Regions from separate parts of the Mus musculus genome. Here all the other regions are linked to region 3. Evidence: chromatin loops called from intact Hi-C (ENCODE). Cell type or tissue: left cerebral cortex. All regions are shown on one strand. Region 1 overlaps Mapk1 (mitogen-activated protein kinase 1). Region 2 overlaps Ppm1f (protein phosphatase 1F (PP2C domain containing)). Region 3 holds the start of Ypel1 (yippee like 1). Region 4 holds the start of Tmem191c (transmembrane protein 191C).

The links. Peaks named below come from ENCODE experiments on the same cell type or tissue, not always from the same donor. Only the 100,000 strongest peaks of a DNase experiment are listed, where the experiment ranks them.
Region 1: a loop joins it to region 3, with 3 times the contacts of the local background. A loop is called at or near these places in 4 of 42 quality-filtered maps.
Region 2: it touches region 3 in a loop (2.6-fold over the local background); 4 of 42 quality-filtered maps call a loop at or near these places.
Region 4: a loop joins it to region 3, with 2.8 times the contacts of the local background. A loop is called at or near these places in 4 of 42 quality-filtered maps.

Annotation. Positions count from the first base shown.
Region 1 is chr16:16,985,464-16,990,463 of GRCm38, forward strand. All of the region lies in intron 1 of Mapk1 (mitogen-activated protein kinase 1), which reads left to right. Among named protein-coding and RNA genes, the nearest start is that of Mapk1, 4.6 kb to the left of the region's middle. In left cerebral cortex, no CTCF peak of the experiment used is centred here; a DNase peak (open chromatin) is centred at 2,943; H3K4me3 peaks cover 1,197 bases.
Region 2 is chr16:16,927,204-16,932,203 of GRCm38, forward strand. It overlaps Ppm1f (protein phosphatase 1F (PP2C domain containing)), which reads left to right. Exons shown (of 8, transcript NM_176833.4): 8 at 1-172. It also overlaps the pseudogene Gm46540. Among named protein-coding and RNA genes, the nearest start is that of Ppm1f, 33 kb to the left of the region's middle. In left cerebral cortex, no CTCF peak of the experiment used is centred here; DNase peaks (open chromatin) are centred at 1,977, 3,111, 3,298 and 3,886; H3K27ac peaks cover 4,597 bases.
Region 3 is chr16:17,066,562-17,071,561 of GRCm38, forward strand. It overlaps Ypel1 (yippee like 1), which reads left to right and starts at 3,578. Exons shown (of 5, transcript NM_023249.6): 1 at 3,578-3,802. In left cerebral cortex, a CTCF peak has its summit at 3,022; DNase peaks (open chromatin) are centred at 3,073 and 3,582; H3K4me3 peaks cover 1,663 bases; H3K27ac peaks cover 889 bases.
Region 4 is chr16:17,274,137-17,279,136 of GRCm38, forward strand. It overlaps Tmem191c (transmembrane protein 191C), which reads left to right and starts at 2,164. Exons shown (of 10, transcript NM_177473.3): 1 at 2,164-2,332; 2 at 2,498-2,621; 3 at 2,701-2,751; 4 at 2,826-2,903; 5 at 3,058-3,114; 6 at 3,206-3,265; 7 at 3,392-3,456; 8 at 3,533-3,605; 9 at 3,715-3,755; 10 at 3,836-4,525. The coding sequence starts at 2,178. The coding sequence ends at 4,040. In left cerebral cortex, a CTCF peak has its summit at 2,113 (motif pointing left); DNase peaks (open chromatin) are centred at 2,165, 2,514, 2,852 and 3,781; H3K4me3 peaks cover 2,974 bases; H3K27ac peaks cover 2,823 bases.

The sequences.
Region 1 (5,000 bases), 81 kb before region 3:
CAGTTCCAGAAGATGAGATGTTCTCATAGAGATGCATTCAAGCGAAACATTCATATGCATAAAATAAAGTTAATTCATTTTTTTAAGACAGGGTTTCTCTGTGTTGTTGCCCTGGCTGTCCTGGAACTCAGTTTTTAGACTAGGCTGGCACCTGCCTCTGCCTTCCACCTGGCACCTACAAATTTTAATTTTAAGAAAAATGCAGATGTAATTGGAATTTAAATCCTAACATCAGCCTTTTATCTCCAGATTGATAACATATCTTAGGTATCTTAGTATTTATTTAATAGTCTTAATTGTATGTCATTAGCATCTCATCAATGTTGAGTTTATGGCAGCTTCTTAAGTATCTACTTGAATAGTTGTGATCTTTAAAAAGTTGGAGAGATGGCATAGTGGTTGAATATCATCTGCTGCTTTTGCAGGACCTAAGCTCAGATTCCTGCATCTACATTAGATGACACTCCTACCCAACCCCTGGCTTCCAAGGGCATCTACACTCACGTGGTGCATAGAAAACTCACTAGGGGACACACACTAAAAACTGAATTTAAGAATAACTCTTTTAAAAAGATTATTTAAGGGATTTTAAGCTGTTCTTTAGCAAGATTTCCCTAAAACAGTTCTCCGGGAATAGTGCCTATCTGTTCAAGTTCCCTTCCTAGTCATTATGTAGAAGACAAAAAGATAAAATGTGGGGGTGGGGTGCAGGATAGATATAGCTCAGCAGTTGAGAGCTCCAACCAAAATTCAGTTCCTAATAGCCAGTAACTCCAAGTAATCTTGATGCCTCCGACCTCTTATGGGTGTCTCTGTGTGTATGCACATATATGGGTGTATGTGAGTACACATAATTAAAATTAAAATGTTTTTAAAAGAAGACTGAGTTTTGAGTTGGGCATTTAAATGTGGGTGTGATTTTGATAGACAGATAATAGGAACAGGTAACAGCTTGAGCTGTTGAGTCTAATCTTAGAAAAGTATTGAGGTAAAACACTGTAGAGGACTCCATAAGAAAAGTCGGTGGGAAAGAACGCATTGATGTATTTGAGAGTCATAGGCAAATTTTAAGTATGGTGGTGATACAGCAATCAGGCCGTTGTAGCCATCTCAAGGTGCAGTAATTCATTTCCAGTGGAGATGAGGAATCTTGAGCAAACAGAACCAGTCATAAGAGGTCTTGTGGAAAGTCACAAGAGATAGAATGAAGACAAGGTTAGTTATAAGGTGAGAAGCCAAGAAAGGTGGGTTTAGGTTTGAAGATTGCTGAGCTAAAATGAGAAGGTGTAGGACTGGTGCCATAATCCAAGAGAGGGGATACTGAAGGCAGAGTGGGTTTACCATGGAGAGAGAGATGGCTCTGTCAGTTTGTGGTGTTTGTAGCAGAGGCTGGAGAGGTGGCTCAGCATTAAGAGCATTTGTTCTTGCAGATGGCTTGGGTTCAGTGGTAGCTTGCAACTGCCCTTAACCCTGGTTCCAGGAAATCTGACATCCTCTGGCTCCACAGGCACATGAATGCACAAACATAAGCAGGTAAAACATACAAAAAAGAAAATCTTAAAGAAAGAAAGAAGCCTTTCTATATAGTGGGTAACAGTTAAAATCTTGGGTGGAGGAGTACAGATTGTTATTTGAGGCACTGGTTTCTTAAAATTGTAAAGTGCATGTTCAACATCTTTTTGGTATAATAGTTAGGAGATTTTTTTTCAGAAGGGTTCATGATCCCCAGTATGGTTAAGAGCCATGACAGAACAGGAGGAATAAAAGCATCACTGGCAAAGAAGAGAAACCTGAGAACTGCTGAGATGTGTAGAAGAATGGCAAACGTCAGAACAAAGAAATGGAGTTGTGTGCTAGGTTGTCTACTAAGATAACTGTTTTAAAGAAGGTCTTTAAAAAACCAGTAGTGTATTTTTGTGTGTGTGTGTGTGTGTGTGTGTGTGTGTGTGTGTCTTTCTGACTGTCCTTGAAGGCCACAAGCATTTGTGAGTCACTTGATGCTGGTACTGGAAACTGAGCTGGAGTTCTCTGCAAGAACAGCAAGCACCCTCAAACCCTGAGCTATCCCTCCAGCCCTGGATGAATCTCATTTTGAAATACTGTGTTTCTGAATGTGACGGAGGGGTTGGGAGATTTAAGGTCAGGCTATTGGAAGGGGTGAGAGGCACTCTGAGAAGTAAAGGGTATAGGGTATCTGCCTGTAGGTATGGGGAGGCCAGGAACTGTGCGGAAGGGAACCAGGAAACCAAGACTTGATATTGTCACAGGAACTCAGGAACTCAAGGACCTGGTAGTCATTAAAAGGTTACTACAGGGAGCAAGAGCATGTAGTTGAAGACAAGCTATTATATTCTTCACTCTTTTTTTTTTTTTTTTTTTTAAAGATTTATTTATTTATTCTATGTAAGTACACTGTAGCTGTCTTCAGACACTCCAGAAGAGGGCGCTAGATCTCGTTACGGATGGTTGTGAGCCACCATGTGGTTGCTGGGATTTGAACTCTGGACCTTTGGAAGAGCAGTCGGGTGCTCTTACCTGCTGAGCCATCTCACCAGCCCCCTATATTCTTCACTCTTAATAAAAAGATGATTCCTGTCAGATTCTATTATGTTCTTTTTCCCTGATAGTGCAGTATTCCATGCTTTTAAGATTTTGTGATTGAAGCATTCATATCTGTGTCACTTACTTTGCACTTTAAGAAGTATGCATCATCTAACCCTCAAGCTACTGCAAAACTGACTAGCTTTTCTTTTGTTCTTTCCCGGGACGTGATTGAGAGCATTTAGGTGGCTTACTCTAGGACATGGTTAGAAGTGTGAGTCAGCAGGACATGACAGTACCAGGAGTATAACTCCGTGGAAGAGGGCTTGGGCCTGGTACGTGTGAGGGAACCTATCCTGTCTGATCTGTAAGTGCCATTCACAAGACTTTAGAGTTGAGGTGGGGGCACTGCGTAGCTCAGTGTGGTGCTTTCTTAGCACTCTCTGGGGCTCATCTCCAGTGTTGAAAACAAGCAGGGAGGGAAGGTGAAGGTGAGAAATGACAGCTTAAGTTACAAAACATTATGTTCTCTTGCATCTCATTTTTGCCTTCCTTAAAACTCTTCATATAAACCACCAGGCGTGGTGGCGCACACCTTTAATTCTCAGCGCTCGGGAGGCAGAGGCAGGCGGATTTCTAAGTTCGAGGCCAGCCTGGTCTACAGAGTTCCAGGACAGCCAGGGCTACACAGAGAAACCCTGTCTCGAAAAACCAAACAAACAAAAGAGCAACTCTTCCTATAAAGTCATTTGCTCAGAAAGAGCTTCTCACGCACAGAATTTACTTGGTTCTTGCATGGTGGTGACTTTGTCTGAATAGGATATACTTAGGCAAAAACACAGACTGCCAGTGCTGTACAGGAACAATGCTGGGTGATAGAAGACTGTCTTTATAAGGCCTTGTGGATGTTTAAGCTCATTATTAAAGTATGAGTATTTTACCTTTAAAAGTGGTTTTGAGGCAGAGAGAAATAATACATGCAAAGGCACGGGACCATGAAAACAGCACATGTGGTCAGGAAAACCACAGATGGGATTGCTAGAGTAAAGGACACTTTCGGGGGAGAGGCTGTGGTTATGACAGCCGGGAGATTGGACGTGGTATTATAGAAGACTAGAGAATCGAGGGATGGCCCTGTTTTCACAGTTAGAGAATGTGTGGGTTTGCCTGCTCTGTCTGCTCCTGCCTTTACTTGTGTTTTGTGTGTTTTGAGAAAGGGTCTAGCAGCTCAAGCTGGCCATTGACCCACTGTGTGACTCAGGCACAAATGCTGGGATAATAGGGTATGCCACCACACCCAGATTAGAAATCAGAAACTCAGACATAGTTGCTAAACTAACAAGTCAGAGATTGTATTTAGAGCCTAAAAAGCATGAGGAGGCTGCTCACAAAAACATCAGAAATGTAGTGTTTCTGACAACGAGGTAGTTAGCTGTAACTTACCCTGTTACATGAATTTGCTTGGCATGATTGTTACATGATTATTTTCAGTTCTCAGGTATTATGAAGGTTCTTGTGAAAAGCATCCGGATTTCCCAGGCAACCATATGTACTTATTAATTAAAAAGAGTTGAAGCTGAGCAGGGTAAACTATCCTTTAATCAAGCACTGGGAGGCAGAGGCAGGCAGGTCTCTGAGTTCAAGGCCTAGCTTTGTCTACATACTGAGACCTTGTCTCAAAAAACAATTGAGGGAAAAAAAGAGACAATAAAAACAATATAAGAAAAACAAACAAGAAACAAAAAACCCCTAAAGACAGTTGAAGGCTGAGAAGATGGCTGGTGGGTAAAGGGTAAAAGTTTCTTGCAAATTTGGTAACGCTAATGTGAATTGAGACCTTTGGAATCCATGTAAAAGCTGTGTAAAAATTCATGGTAGCATGTGTTTGGAATTATAGCACCCCTGAACATCAAGTTAGGAGGTGGGGACAAAAGATTACCTTGGAAGCTCATGGGCTAGCTAGCCTGGAGTATCCAGCAAATGACAAACAAAAGACCTTGATTGAAATAAGGTGGAGGGCCAGGACCAGTCAGCCCTTGAGGTCCTCTGACCTCCACATTTGTGTCCTCACACAGATACAGAAATAAGTATTTGAAAACATTTCTTTCCCCGAATACTACTTGCTGTGCAACCTTAGAATGGTCTGTGTGCCTTTGCTTTTATTCCTTTTCACTTTGGAATGTTCCACTAGTAAAGACTGACAGCCTGACCTTTGAAATGGCCCACTCTGTGTGAGGAGAAAGATGCAAGGAGGGTTCTGACGTGAGGCTTTATGGAATGTGAGCAGAACCACTAGAGAAAGTTACAAACAACAAAGTGAAAGGTTCCTTGTTGACAAAGAAAATTGAAAGGATTGTGTTCTGTCTGGGGTTTTCAAACTGTCACCTTTCCAAGGGCCGACAGAGCCTTCACGTACGGGAAACCTTATGAACAAAACCTTACGGATGACAGTCCTCCTT
Region 2 (5,000 bases), 140 kb before region 3:
ATGTGGGCCTTGCCAAGGGTTATTTCAGGGGTCTTCCTGGGAGTCTTGTTCTAAGACACCGTGTTTCTTTAGTCTTAGGGACAACTCCCAAGGTGATGAGCTCATAGGACGTCTTCCCATGGGGCCCTGTACTGGTGTCAATAAACCATATATTCAAGATTCCTGAGTGCCACTTGGATCTCTTCCCTGTGCGTCTGTCTATAGTTAACATCTGTATCCCTGACAAAATACTCAACAGAAAAAGTATTTTAAAAGGTGTTCTAAGCTGGGCGTGGTGGCACACGCCTTTAATCCTAGCACTTGAGAGGCAGAGGCAGGTGGATTTCTGAGTTCGAGGCCAGCCTGGTCTAGAGTGAGTTCCAGGACAGCCAGGGCTACACAGAGAAACCCTGTCTTGAAAAACAAAACAACAACAACAAAAGGTGTTCTAGAGAGTTTAGCCCATGGTTGATCCCATGTGCTTGAGCAGGAACATGTGACAGACTTCATGGCTATCTACCGCAAAGCCAACCCAGGAAGAGTGAAAAGAAATGACCAGGGACCCACAGGATGTGATGAGCTTCCAAAAGCCAAGTCCTGCATACTGGTTTCCACAATTTCCCAAAATAGTGCCAACAACTTGGTACTTGGGACAAAGCATTGAAAACCTGAGACTTCATGAGACATTTTGGATTTGGGGTCCTCTTGGCATCCAGGGTATGTTTGGAAGCTGCTGAGGAGCTGGTCCTGGGTTAGGGTTAGGGAGACTGTCCATCCTACCAGCCATGGGGTCCAGAGGGGTAGTAAAGAGGGGTCAGGCCCCTGAGGAACCTAGCAGCATCTACAGTGCCTCTTCACAGCCTGAAATGCCTCAAGCATTTGGGCACTGAGCACAAGGTCCTCCAGTCAACAGTCAGCTGGGGCCACCTGTGGGCATAGACCCTCACAGTATTTCAAGGACCACTTGCATGGACACTAAAGCACCAGGCATTTCTTCTGCCTCCACCCTGCCCTCTGCCTGGCACTTGCCACATCCTGCATGCAGGGCCAAGGGCAGAAGCTCTCAGAAGATGGGATGCAGAGTGGGAAGCACAGCCCTAGGCCCCTGGTGAGTTTACTGAGCATCACTGCTGGCTCTGAGACAGGGTTGTGGGTGATTCCTTTTTCTTGTTCACATGTTCCCCTAAATTCTGTTTTCTTAATACAGCAAACATGCCTTTGTTTTCAGTCTCATTTTATTTCAGTAGAACAGGCAAATGTTAAAAATCCACATTTTGGGTTTATTATCTGGAAATACTCAAATAAATTAGTTACTTTCACATTGTTGTGACTAAAACCCTGACAAAATCAAGTGATAGAAGACAGTTCATTTTGGCTCACAGTCCGTCTGGGCAGGGAAGGCATGTCAGGAGTGTGAGGCCAACCCAGCAGCTCAGAAGAGCAGATCTCATCCACACAGGAAGCAGGAAAAGACCAGGAAGCAGGGCCAGCTATAAACCATCAAAGTCCACCCCCAGTGACCCACCACCACCACCCCTCCATTGTAACTCCTGAAGGTTCCATAACCTCAAACAGTGCCACCAGCTGAGGACCAAGTATTCAGATTTCTGGGGACATTTCATACTCAAGCCACAACACCAAATAATCTTAAAAAAAAAAAAAAAAAAACACTTAGGAATCTTCCTCTAGTTGGGCGTGGTGGCGCACGCCTTTTATCCCAGCACTTAGAAGGCAGAGGCAGGCGGACTTCTGAGTTCGAGGCCAGCCTGGTCTACAGAGTGAGTTCCAGGACAGCCAGGGCTATACAGAGAAACCCTGTCTCGAAAAACCAAAAAAAAAAAAAAAAAAAAAATCTTCCTCTAAAGGGAGTCATAAAGAGCTTAGGGTTGCTATGGAAACAAAGCTGCAGCACAGTGCTGTGCATCAGGATTTAAACACAGTTCTATAATTGAGCCAAGTTAAAAGGTGGTGTGTGCTAAGTCTAGAAACATGTTTACCAAGAGCAACTGACTTGTAGTGAGTATGCTTTAGGTTGGATGTGGTAGCACACACCTTTAATCACAGCACTAAGGAAGGCAGAGGTAGGGTGATCTCTTGAGTTTGAGGCTAACCTGATCTACAGAGAAATGCTGTCTTGAAAACCCAAAACTTAAAAGAAGAGGAGAAGGTGGTGGAAGAGGTAGGGTGGGAGGAGGAAGCAGCTGCTGCTACTGGTGAGAGGTCAGCTGGTAACATAAGAAATAATAAGACTCAGAGTGTCTGGATCCACAGTCCAGGTAGCTAAATCAGGGTATGAAGGACAGCATCTGAGGGGAGCCTGTTAGATAAGGCTCACTGTTGTAATGAAAAGCCTGCAACTATAGAGCCCTATGGCTAAGGAGACTGGTCCTTCAGGACTTGCCTTAACAGGTGAGGGACCTGCCTCAGAACAATTACAGCAAGTGGCCTTTAAGAGAGATCAGCTTGGATCCACTGAACTCCGAATTGGACTCTAGACCTGCAGCCCTCCATCCTCCACAGTGACTTCTGACTCAACTTCTGTGCCCTCACCCACCTTGGAGACAGCCAGTAGCTGTTAGAGTGGAATTTGCTCCCAAAGGTCTCAGTGCAATAAGCACATGCAGAGTCAAGTGGACTGGAGCCCCCAGTACACAAGAAACCACTCTTCAGGACAACTGAAAGCTGCCTCAGTACCCTTAAGGATTAATACATCATTTCAAGTCAAGATGACTGAGAATCAGCAGGAGAGGGTCTCAGTCCAGCCACGTAGCAGACATCATCCTGACATGGCACACAACTCCCAAGGGATAACAGGGCGTCCCACAAAAAGCCACCTACCAAATCTTCACCAAGAGTGGAAGATACATTGCCTGCAAAGTCTACATGGGCAATTCTTCAACCCGAGGAAGGGGCAATTTTCAGAGTCTCTAGTTTCTATCATTTGGTTTGTGATTCCTTCATGAAACAGGGGGAGGGGTTCAGGGGGAGAAGTAACAGGTAACAGCCTCTTCCTGAGCTTCCTTGGGAGCCTCAGAGAGCATTGAAGCTGCCTGCATGAAGCACAGCCTCAGAATGCTAGTGAGGATAGGATGGGCCATCCAAAACTAAGGATGTGTGAGATGCCAGAAGAAACCCTGTTACTGTGTGAACTGTCAAGTCAAGAAGTCTTCTGATAAACATCATTTCTGCTTTTTAAGTATCCTTAACTGATCCTGAGAACTAGGAGAGGCCTGTGTGCCTTCGGCTTGCTAGGGCTTACCATCCTAGCCCGGCTGCACTCCTTCCTCCCAAGCACAGGCTCAGCCCAGGCCCTGTCTACTCTGCCTTATGGGACCCCTCTCCTGTTCCCCAGCCTTGTCTGCTGTGTTCCTCTTAGCCCTTCCCCAGCACCCCCAGACTGGCCATCCCATTGCTGTTAGACTATATTTTATGGGATGCAACATAACCTGCTGCTGTTGGGTCTGGGGCAGTGGGGACAGGGTTTCCGGGGCTGCAGAGTGGCAGAACCAGGCAAGAGGCAAATAGAGTCTGTTTTTTTTTTTTTTTAATTTGTCCTTTCACAATTTCACTCATGTACACAATGCATACCCTCCTACAACCCACCCTCTCACATCTCCCTACAACCTATAAACCATTCCTCTCCCCTACAAATATCTTTTCGCTGACTAGTGGGCTGATGCCTACCCTGTCCCCAGCACTCCCTGCCCCCAGGGGACACAGCTGCCCACTAGGCAACAAGCCCAGAAGAAGATAGTGCCAGCATGCAAATCTGGGGGTTTCTGATCAGGCCCTGCCCCTGCTGCCCACGCATCCATCTGTCTTCCCCTCCCCACACCCACACAACTCCTCCAGAGCCCCTGGCAGAACCTCCTTAAGTATATGCTGCCTTGCTGTTCCTGATGAGTCGACTCGTGTATCTGAATCTCCAGATGGTGGTTTGCATTCCCCCTGTCCTCCAACTGCATGTAGCTTGACACACTCACTCAGAGCCACCAGATGGGAGTGGGGGAGGCAAGAAGGACAAGTGAGGTGTGACGGGTAGATGGGTGTAGTGGAGGCAATTCATCCAAAGGACTGAGCTACCAGGATAGAGCAGGGTATGTGTTAGACTCTACCAGGAGGGAAACAAGCTAAAGCTAATAGAAAGAGTGGGGGCCATGGTGTGCTGGGGAGAGGAGGGGAGAGGCGTTATGTCCATCAAACAAGAGTTTCCTCCTGAGGAAGGGAACCTGAAAACCAGGTCTCCCAGGCTGGGTCTAGAATGTAGCAGAGCCAGAAAAAGAGGCAGAAATCCTGATTAGCAAGCTGTTATCTGATTTGACCACAGATCTCCACACTGGAGTCCTACATCTCAGCCTTATTAACTTGTCTGGGACCTGGATGGGCTCTAAGCTAATCAAAGATAGGTCAAAGAGGACTTCAGATGGGCCCCAGCACTTGGGAGGCCAAAAAAGAGAGCTGCTTAGCCTGGGCTATATTGGGAGACCTTGTCTCAAAAAAATCAAAACAAGAGGCTAGGGAGATAGCTCCCTTGGTAAAGTGTTTGCCTTGCCTAGGGATTGAGTTCAGACCCTAGAAGCTATGTTTTTAAAAAGCCAGACTTGATGGTGTATGGGGACTCAGACAGGAGGAATTCTTGGGGCCCTTCAGCTACCCAGCTATATTACAATTCTCTGGGAGAATAGAAGCAATGGTTGGATATATATTAAAAAGAGACTTACTAGACTAATGTATAACATGCAATCTAGGTAGTTCAACAATGGCTATGTCACGCCAAAAATGGTCAAGAATCTGGTAGTTTGTCATCCGAGGGTTGGTAGGCTGACAGCTACCAGTCTTCAGTCTGCATTAGAAGTCTTAAAAAGCTTGTTCTGATATCAGTGAGTTCAGCAGTTGCAGCAACAGAACAGATGAGTTTGCCAGCAAGAATGAAGGCAGACAGGCAAAAAGCAAGCTTCCTTCTTTTATCTCCCTTCTAAGTTTCCATCCACATTTAGTATGAGTCTTACTTTTTTTTTGGG
Region 3 (5,000 bases):
TTCTCTGTATAGCCATGGCTGTCCTGGAACTCACTTTGTAGACCAGGCTGGCCTTGAACTCAGAAATCCGCCTGCCTCTGCCTCCCGAGTGCTGGGATTAAAGGCGTGCCACCACGCCTGGCTATGCCAGTCTTATAATGAGGGCTTTGGTTTGATTTTCTGCACCTTGAGCTCTGTGGCTGCTGGAGATAAGATTCTCTTCCAGGGCACACTCAGAAACCTTTAGCCTGTGTATGCACATCTGGGGGTGGTCAGTTTTAATCACTGAGTACATTGTTGTCCTTCGCTGTATTCTGGAATGCTAGAAGTTGGTTACTTAACTTTAACAGAGCTTATTCTTTCTCTTTGCCCGTTTATCCAGAGATGCTAGGGCAACCAAGCATCATCATTTTCCTTATTTTTTCCCAAACTGTCAAAAGTTTTCTGTACAGAGTCATCATAATTGGTGGATCAGAATAATGAGATAAACTTATCTTCTTCGGTTTGTAATATAATTTACACCACTGGCTTTCCGTACTCTCCGAGCGTCTAGGAGAGGCTTCAGTAACTCTAGGTGTTGGCAAATTGGAAAGCCTATTTCAGATACTTAAAAAATTCACCCTTATACTTCTGTTGCTCTAGAACCACTTCTGCAAGGCGGTGCCTTCTGACTATGGTAGGGACCCTCATGAACTGACAGCAGCTGTGGCTCCTGCTCAAAACCAAACCATGCAATGTTCCAGCATGGATTGCAGAGATGCTTAGGAGGCCACCTGTAACCATGGAGTTTGGGGCCACAGAGGAAGGAGTCGTTTTCAGCAGTGTGGCCCTTGGTAGGTGGACCATGTGCCACTGACTGGCCCTATCCCCAGGCCATACAGGCATTAGGAACTAAACTGAAGGGTGTTATAAGAAGAGGAAGTCCAGCCTGGGCTAGGGGGTGGTATGATTTAAATACACTGTACCCTGTTTTGTTTTAAAAAGCAAGTTCTAAATCAGCAGTGGTGGCACAGGAGTTTAATCCCAACACTCAGGAGACAGAGCCTGGTGGATCTCTGTGACTTCCAGGCCAGCATAGTCTACAGAGCTGTGTCCCGTACAGCCAGGGCTACGTAGAGAAACCCTGTCTCAAAAACCAAACAAAAATAGCAAGGTATAGAGGAGATATCTGTACACTCATGTGCCACATTATTCACAGCAGCCAGATAGGGAAATGCATCCTCAGAAACCACAGACTGATAAGTGGGTCTATTGGCAACAGAATATTATACCTCCCTCAAGAGGAAACAAATTCTAACCCATGCATGGATGAGCCTTGGATATTAACACATGAAATGAAGTAAGTCACAAAAGGACAGACACTGTGACCCCATTGTAGGAGACACCTAATGTTGGCTGATTCATGCACAAAGATTGCCAGGGGCCGGGACCATATTGTGTAACAGAGTCAGAGTTTTAGTTTACATTTCAATCTTGTCAAAATTAGGGTTTAGTTTTTTCTTTTTCTTTTTTAAAGAAATAGTGTTTTTAACTTAGCAAAACCAACAGGGACTTATAGTCATCTAAGATAAAAGAAACTTGGAAATTCGTAAGGAAATAGAACTCATGAAAAAGAAGGAAAAGCCTGGAGTCTGGATACGTGACTTTTGGTTTTTTGAGACAGGGTTTCTCTGTGTAGCCCTGGCTGTCCTGGAACTCACTCTGTGACCAAGCTGGCCTCGAACTCAGAAATTCACCTGCCTCTGCCTCCCAAGTGCTGGGATTAAAGGCATGTGCCTCCACCTGATGTGCTAAAGTCTCTCAGTAGTCAGAGCACCCAGAGTGACTGGGCTGTGGCTCCTTGTGTGTAGTCTAGCAGAGTGTGCCAAGGCTCTGTGCTCAGTCTCAGCATCAAATGCACCAGGTGTGCACACCTGTAATCCCAGCAGGCTGCACAATTAGAATCTCAAGGTTAAATATGTCACCTCCAGCCACATACAGACTGAAACTGAAGGGGTACAGAGGTTTCCATGAGCTTTAAAAGGATGGCAGCTCTTTTTCCTAAAGCAGGGTCTCTCTCCTACATAGCTCTTGATGACCTGAAACTTGGTATGTAGACCAGGCTGGCTTTGAACTCACAGAGACCCACCTGTCTCTGTCTCCCACCCCCAAGCACTACAATTAAAAGCATGCACCACTGCTCCCAGCAGACAGAAAAAATGTTGAAGATCAAATGATACATGTTCTCTCTCAAAGCAGATTCTAGCTGCTTGAAATGTTTGGATTTGTGTGTTTTTCCTGGAGTGCTTCCAGAAGTCAGGACGCTGGAAAAGGGCACTGGAGTATCCATGATATGAACAGGTAGGTGTTAGAAGTGGGATGGGTAGGAAAGGAAGGCTGGAGGAGGCCTAACCAATGCTAAGGAAATAGGAAAATGCCGTATATAAACCTACTATTTTCTAAGCTATTAAAAAAAACACATTTTTTAAAAGATTTATTTATTTCATGTATGTGAATACACTGTCGCTGTCTTCAGACACACCAGAAGAGGGCATCAGATCCCGTTACAGATGGTTGTGAGCAATCCATGTGGTTGCTGGGAGTTGAAATCAGGACCTCTGGAAGAGCAGTCAGTGCTATTAACTGCTGAGCCATCTCTCCCGCTTAAATTCTTTAAAAATAGAAGAGTCAGCCAGATGGTTCAGTGAGTGAGGGTGCCGCTATCAAGCCTGCTGACCTGAGTTCAAATCCAGGATCAATATGGTAGGTGAGAAGCAGAGCTAACCTCTGGTGCACAGGCATGTGCTTATTCACACAATAAGCTTAAAATATAAAGTTCAAGATCATGTTTGAGCTACATAGTTGAGGCCAGCTTGAATTACAGAATTACAGAGATCATATTCTAAAAGCCAAAAAAACATGAGACTCCCTAGCTAGGACGAATACAAAAATAGAGTAATCAGTCACTTGGGAGACTCACTAAGTAAATGGCAACTCAAAGGGCCCACAATCTAATCAATTAGGGGTATCCTCAATACAATAAATCCTAACAAGCACACTCTAGAGGGCGCAAATACGTCCTGCAATGTGTACATTCACCCTCAGCAGTGTGCTTTGAAAAATCGATCTAAAGAGACTAAGAAAAAAATAACAGAAGAAGCGCAGATGTGGGCATGGAGACTGGGTGATACTGCCTGTGTTTTGTGGGTAGGAAATCTAATCTGGGGTTCCATAATTCAAGTCCACGCAGACCTGGAGGCTCTTGGATGGCGACTTGGAGAGTGGAGAAAGGGTGGTCAGTATGGAGAGAGGGAAGAAGCTTGCGCTCTAGGGACCCAGCTGCAGAGGTCCTCCTGCCTGCAGCCTGAGGCGCAAACCTGTGGAAAATCTCGGTCCTTTGGCCTTCCAGGACCCTACCTCCCCACCGGCCCCGCGACCTGCCGGTTCGCCTGGGTTCCTCGTCAGGCCAGCCCACCGGACTCCTGGCGAGCTCCACCCGGACACGTTCCAGCCCAGTCCCCCGAGCGCAGCGGGGCGCGGGTGGACGCGTGGGGCAGGGCGAGGGGCGGGGAGCGTGGAGGGGCGGAGCGGCGGGAACGCGAGGGCGGGGCTCGGACACTGATTGGGCATCGCCACGTTCCGAGGCCGTTTATGGCGGCTGGGCTGGGCTACGGGTCCAAAACAAAGGGCAGGCGGCCCGCGAGGCGGCGGCAGGAGGATGCCTCGCGCCCGGAGTGGGCGCCAACGGCCGGAGCGCGTCCCGGGTCACACCGGGACCGCCTGAAAACCGAGCTCGCGCCGACCGAGCCTGGGCCGGATGGGCGCAGCGGACCGCGGAGCGGCCGTGAGTACGGGCGGGCCTCAGGGGTTCTCTGCGGAGACCTGAGGATCTCCGGCTCCGGGAGGCGGGGAAGCACCTGTTGGGCGCGGGCGGGCCGGGCGGGAGTGCGGAGGATGCGTTGACTTTTTGTTCTGATGTTCCGAACTGTTGGTATTTGGGTCATTAGAAGACAACGCAAAATCCCGGTCTTTCTTTCTTTCTTTTTTCTTCGCCCCCCCCCCCCCATTGTTTTTTCCCCTACCTTAAAAAATGGGGAAAGAAATAAATACAGAAGATACCTCCAATAAAAGAATATTATGGGGTGGCATTTTCAAGTTGCCTGTACAATAATAACTAAAGGGAATTGTCCTCATTGTTTACCACTTGTGGCTCTAGGCTTTATCAATGTAAATTGCTAACAGTAGCAACTAAATAAGATATTCTCTACTCAATAACTGCACAAATGGTCATCTTCGATCGTGTACTGAGCTCCAGGATAGAAAGCCGGCAGAATTCTGTTTTGGATAGATAATAGACGTTGAAAACATCATTTTTCAGCCCAAGGTCTTTCTAATTCAGTTGCCTTATAAGTATCCACAATGTATTCACCTTAACTAATGTATCTTGTCAAAGAATTGACCATACTCCTCCTCGCTCCGCTGAAGTTCCAAGACCAGGCTCACCTCCTCTGGGGAACTTCTCCAGGCCCCTCTGAGTAAGCCACCCTCACCCATCACCCAGGGCCCTTTACCTCTGCTGTGTTCTGGTAGATGTGTTAACAAATGTTTGCTGAGTACCCGTCTCCCTCTCCCCTAGGGGCTGGTCCAGTGGGTGTCTGTGTGCATGTGTATGGTGGGGTACAAATAAATAAACACACACACACATGTATATTCACCGTGTGTGTGCCTGGTATCTAGAGAAGCCAGAAGAGGGCATCGGATCCCCTAGAGCCGAAGTTATGGATCCTCCACAAGAGCAGCAGGTGCTAAAGGATGTCAGCCCATCTCTCCAGCCATACTGTGGGCTCTTAAAAAAGTCAGGGGTGCTGTATTTGAAGAGTTTTGCTACCAGGATCCCTAGGTCTATGTGTTCCTAGCCAAGGGACTATGTGGTTAGCATGTCTTCTTAGGGATTAGACCAAAATCTTGACTTACCACAGATATATAGCAGCCCAGGGGCTGGCCCATATGAAACACTAAAAATACATACATACATACAGACA
Region 4 (5,000 bases), 210 kb after region 3:
TTTGCAGCAGGATTCCTGCCCCAGGCTATCTAATGAAGCTGTAATGGTTTATTACAGCATCCAGAAAGTATGTCCTCTAAATTATGGAATAAATTAGCTTCTTAAAATCTTTAGAGAGATTATATCACCACAGAGTGTGAAAAGGTCCAGTGTGCAGTTAGGAGCACTTGTTGCTCTTCCAGAGCACTGACTTTAGTTCCCATCACCCACATAGGTGGCTCACAACTGCTGGAATTCCAGCTTCAAGGGATCTGATGGACTGCTGAGGCATTTGCACAGATGTGGTATACACACACACACACACACACACACACACACACACACACACACACAGAGAGAGAGAGAGAGAGAAATAAATTGAAGAAAATGATTAAGCAGGTTCCTAGGGAAGTAAGGGGTTGTGTCAAGACCAGCCTGGCTGCAGAATGAGACCCCTTGAGCTAACAGAACCCCTAGATCACAAAACTACATCCCTCCTTTTCTTACTCATACCACACAAGCCCAATCAAAGGTTCTCTAGAGCTGAAACCATGGAGAAAAGAGACCATCAGGCCACCCTAGCACCCAGGTCCTCCCAGGTCCTTCAGCACCACTCAGCACGGCACTATGCTAGGGAAAATCCAGCCACTGAGACCACGACAAAGTTTCATAGCACATGGGGGAGAAAAACATTAAAAATTTTAATTTTAAATGTTTTTCTCAAGCCGGGCACGGTGGCGCATGCCTTTAATCCCAGCACTTGGGAGGCAGAGGCAGGCAGATTTCTGAGTTCAAGGCCAGCCTGGTCTACAAAAGTGAGTTCCAGGACAGCCAGGGCTACACAGAGAAACCCTGTCTCGAAAAAACAACAGCAACAAAAAAATGTTTTTCTCAAAAGTTTAGCACTCCCTGCTTGGTCACTCAGAATCTAAGGTGAGGCACACCTGGTTTAGCCTGTAGTTACAGTAGTTACAGCTACTGTGGCTCTTAAGATTTATTTATTTTTATTTATTATTATTATTATTTTTTTTTTGAGACAGGATTTCTCTGTATAGCCCTGGCTGTCCTGGAACTCACTCTGTAGACCAGGCTGGCCTCGAACTCAGAAATGCGCCTGCCTCTGCCTCCCGAGTGCTGGGATTAAAGGCGTGTGCCACCACCGCCTGGCTAATTTATTTATTTTTAAAGACTTATTTATTTTTATTTATATGAGTACATTGTCACTGTCTTGAGGGCATCAGATCCCATTACAAATGGTTGTGAGCCACTATGTGATTTCTGGGAATTGAACTTATGACCTCTAGAAGAGCAGTCAATACTCTTAACCGCTGAGCCATGTCTTCAGTCCTTCTTTAAAAAAAAAAAAAAAAAAAAAGATTACACACACACATACACACACACTCACACACTATAGCTGTCTTCAGACACACCGGAAGAGGGTATCAGATCCCATTATAGATGGTTGTGGATCACCATGTGGTTGCTGGAAATTGAACTCAGAACCTCTGGAAGAGCAGTCAGTGCTCTTAACCATTGAGCCATCTCTCAAACCCTCTCATTTTTTCTTTCTTTTTTTCTTTGGTTTTTGTTTGTTTGTTTGTTTTTTCGAGACAGGGTTTCTCTGTGTAGCCCTGGCTGTCCTGGAACTCAGGCTGTAGACTAGGCTGGCCTTGAACTCAGAAATCCGCCTGCCTCTGCCTCCCAAGTGCTGGGATTAAAGGCGTGGGCCACCACACCCGGCCCTCATTTTCTTTTGAGTCAGGGTCTTGTTTAGACCTCTAGGCTGACCTTGAACTCTAGGTGATCTTGCCTCAGCCTCTAGTATTTTGGGATTACAAGGTACGGACCATCAAGTCTGGTCCTTCCTTAGAACTTTAGTAACTTTTTACCAATCAGATCTGGACTGTGATATTTTTGTTTTTTGTTTTGTTTTTCTTTTTTTTGAGACAGGTCCGCATGTAGCCTTGGCTAATTTCAAACTCCGTATGTAGCAAAGGATGACCTTGAACTCCTGATCTTCGTGCCCTCACACCTCCAAGAGATAGAATTACAGATGTGGGCAACCAAGCCCGGCTTTGTATACCTGAATTGGTCGGGCGTGATCCGTCTCGGTTGGGTTCGGGCGCCCTCTGCTGCCTATTGTGACGCGGGCCACCAAGTTACCCAGGCGGTGGAGGTCGGGGCGGAGCTCTGGAGCCATGACTGAGCCGCAGGAGCAGCTGCTGCAGCTGCAGAAGGACAACCGAGATGGCCGCCTGCGGAAGCAGGAGCTAGAAGAGCTGGTGCGTGGGCTGGAAGCCGAGAGCGAGAGCCTCACCGGGCGCCTGGAGGAGCTGCGGGAGCGCGAGCGCAGGTGCGAGGGCACCGAGGCCCCGGCAGGCTTGTTGGCAGTCTCGCTCCAGGCAGTGGGACCCTAGTCTGGAACTCTCAGGCTGGTGGCGGCTCCTTCCCAAAATATCTTGCTCCCTGGTTTTATCCCAGACCAATTCTCCGCCCCCTCTCCCCCTCCCCCGTGTAGCCTGCAGCGGAGACGAAGTCAAGCATCACGAGCCATTCGAGGCGAGGCATGTGAGGCGGCACGGGAGCGTGCGGAGCGGGCTCGTGGGCTGCTGGAGGCGGCGGAGCAGCACCGGCAGGACCTGGTGCGGGCAAGAGCAAGAGGCGGCTCCCGGGGTGGCTAGGCTGGAGGAGGGGCCTAGACAGCCTGGACCCTGTTCGCAGGAGCAACACAATCGGAAGCTGCAGGAACAGTGGGAGGAACTGTCCAGTCAGGTACGTGCAGTGTCTCAGATCATGCCCTAGTCCCCAAGATCCTTGAGCCAGGCACTCACGAGTTCGGTCCCCAGCTTTTCTACTATGGAGGGGAGCAGCTAAGTCAACAGCGAGCGGAGCAGCAACTAGGGAACCAGCTTGTGGCGCTGCAGGTACTTGGGCGGGGCTGTGGGCGGAGTATGGCTGTGGGCAGGGTTATGTGCATTTGTGGGCAGAGTATCAGCCTTCAAGGCCGGGGACCGAGCCTCGAGGCCCAGTGGTGTGCGAGGACTTCAGGTTCTTGACATCACTTGAATCCTCCCGAAGAAACATCTGGAGCTGGCGGAGGCCAAATTCAGCATGCAGGCAGAGGACCTGCGGCAGGTGCGAATGGCGCTGGACTCTGGGGGGGGGGGGGAAGGCGTGTGGGGAGGGCCTGTCATTGCGATGCTCATACCAAGCCCCTGGCTTCTAGGGTGCGCAGCGGACAGAAGAGGCCTGGGCCAGCTTCCAGGAGCAGAGTGGAGTCCTGCAGGTGTGACCCCTCGTTTCTGACAGCGGTTCTCTTTCGAATGCCCTGCGGCCTCGACTCTTTCTTCCTTACTCTCTGACTCGCGATGTAGCGCATCCTCTGCCCTGAATCCCTATTGCCATCCTTCAGGAGCTGCAGGGGAAAGTGATGGAGGCAGCAGCTGCGCTGGAGGCTACGCGCGGTGGCTCGGAACCGTAAGAATTGGGACTTGGAGGGCGTCGGAAGGTGCTAGGCCCAGCCTGGTGGCTCATCTCCGCGCCTGTCCTGCAGGTGGAACTCAGAGCCTCGTCCGGTGCAGGACTGCGCGGGCTCACTCATGGAGGAGGTGGCCAGGGCTGACTGCGTGAGCGTGGGCTGGGAAGCGCGGGCTGAAGCTGGTACCTGCCCACTAGATTTGGCTAGAGCCTAGCGGCTGCCCAGGCAAAAAACTGGATACAGCCCTTTCTCTGCAGGAAAAGCGACTGTTCGGTGGTACAGGCGCGGGAAGCCTCAGGTGAGTGGCTAGTGGGGGTTGGGCGGTCCGGGTTCCGGGTCCCAGAGCCACCACCCACCTGTCCGTTGGTGGTTCTGCAGGCTGTGGGCGCTGAGCGCACTGCAGACGTTGCTGCTGCTCCCGCTGGGTTTCCTGGTGCTGCCGCTGATTTACGTGGTGCTGGCGAAGCCTGACGCCGTTGGCCCGGGGCTCCAGAGTCTCGGCTCTGACGCGGTCTTCCGCCGGCTGCGCTACACGCTGTCGCCTTTACTTGAGCTGCGTGCGCGCGGATTGCTGCCTGCCTAGAGTGCATCATGTCGGCTTTGGCCGCTTGTACCTCTGTCTCCTTTGTGTTTTCTGGGTGCCTGCTTATATGAAAAGGGTGGGGGTGAAGTTCGTCTGTTCCGATATCACCTGAGTGCAGGGGTGCCTGTCTGTGGCGGGGCTGCTTGTGTCCAGGCCGCAGCCTGACCCCTCTAGGGGGCTCTTCTGAACCTGAGCTTTGGGTAGGATGGGTGTGGGTGCTGGCCTGTCGGGTCCCCTCCGTAGTGGGTGGATTATTTTCCCTGGATGCGGATGCACAGTTACTCCAGATCTACTTCAACGTTGGGGTTCCCTCTTGGGCAGGTTCGAGTTCGCCATACCTCCCTCACAGCATCTGAACACACCGGGTAGTGTATGCTTGCCACCGTGGGCTTTGTGGGGAACATGCAGTAGATAAGGATTGCCCTGCTGAGTGGAAATTAATCTGGGTTGAATTTCCAATAAACTCTAGACTACTTGTTTATTTATAGGTGTGTGGGGTTTCATCCCAGCTTTGAACTCACTATACAGCTGAGTGACCTTGACCTACCTCCCTGCTCCTGAGTGGATTATAGGCATGAGCCACCAGGGATGGTTTATTCTGTTCTGGGGATTGAACTCAGCTCAGCACTTGTGAATGCTAAGCTATAACCACAGCATTTAAACAATTACAGCTTTTTCTGTTAAGTTCATTGGAGACTCCCTTAACGGCCTAACAGAGTGGTCTGTAAAGTACCTTGGAATGGTCTGTTTAACTTGGAGAAAGCACCTGATGTGGTTTAGGTTCTGTAGCGTGCAGCGACCTATCAGTTGTATGCACTGGTGTCTCTCACTGCCTTGCAAACATAAGGTCCTGTGTCTGACCCTAAGAACCTATGTAAAAAGGCTGGATGTGGTGGTAATGTCAGTGACCCCTTGTTGGAGAGGTAGAGACAAGTGTGAATTAGTGAGCTCCAGCTAATG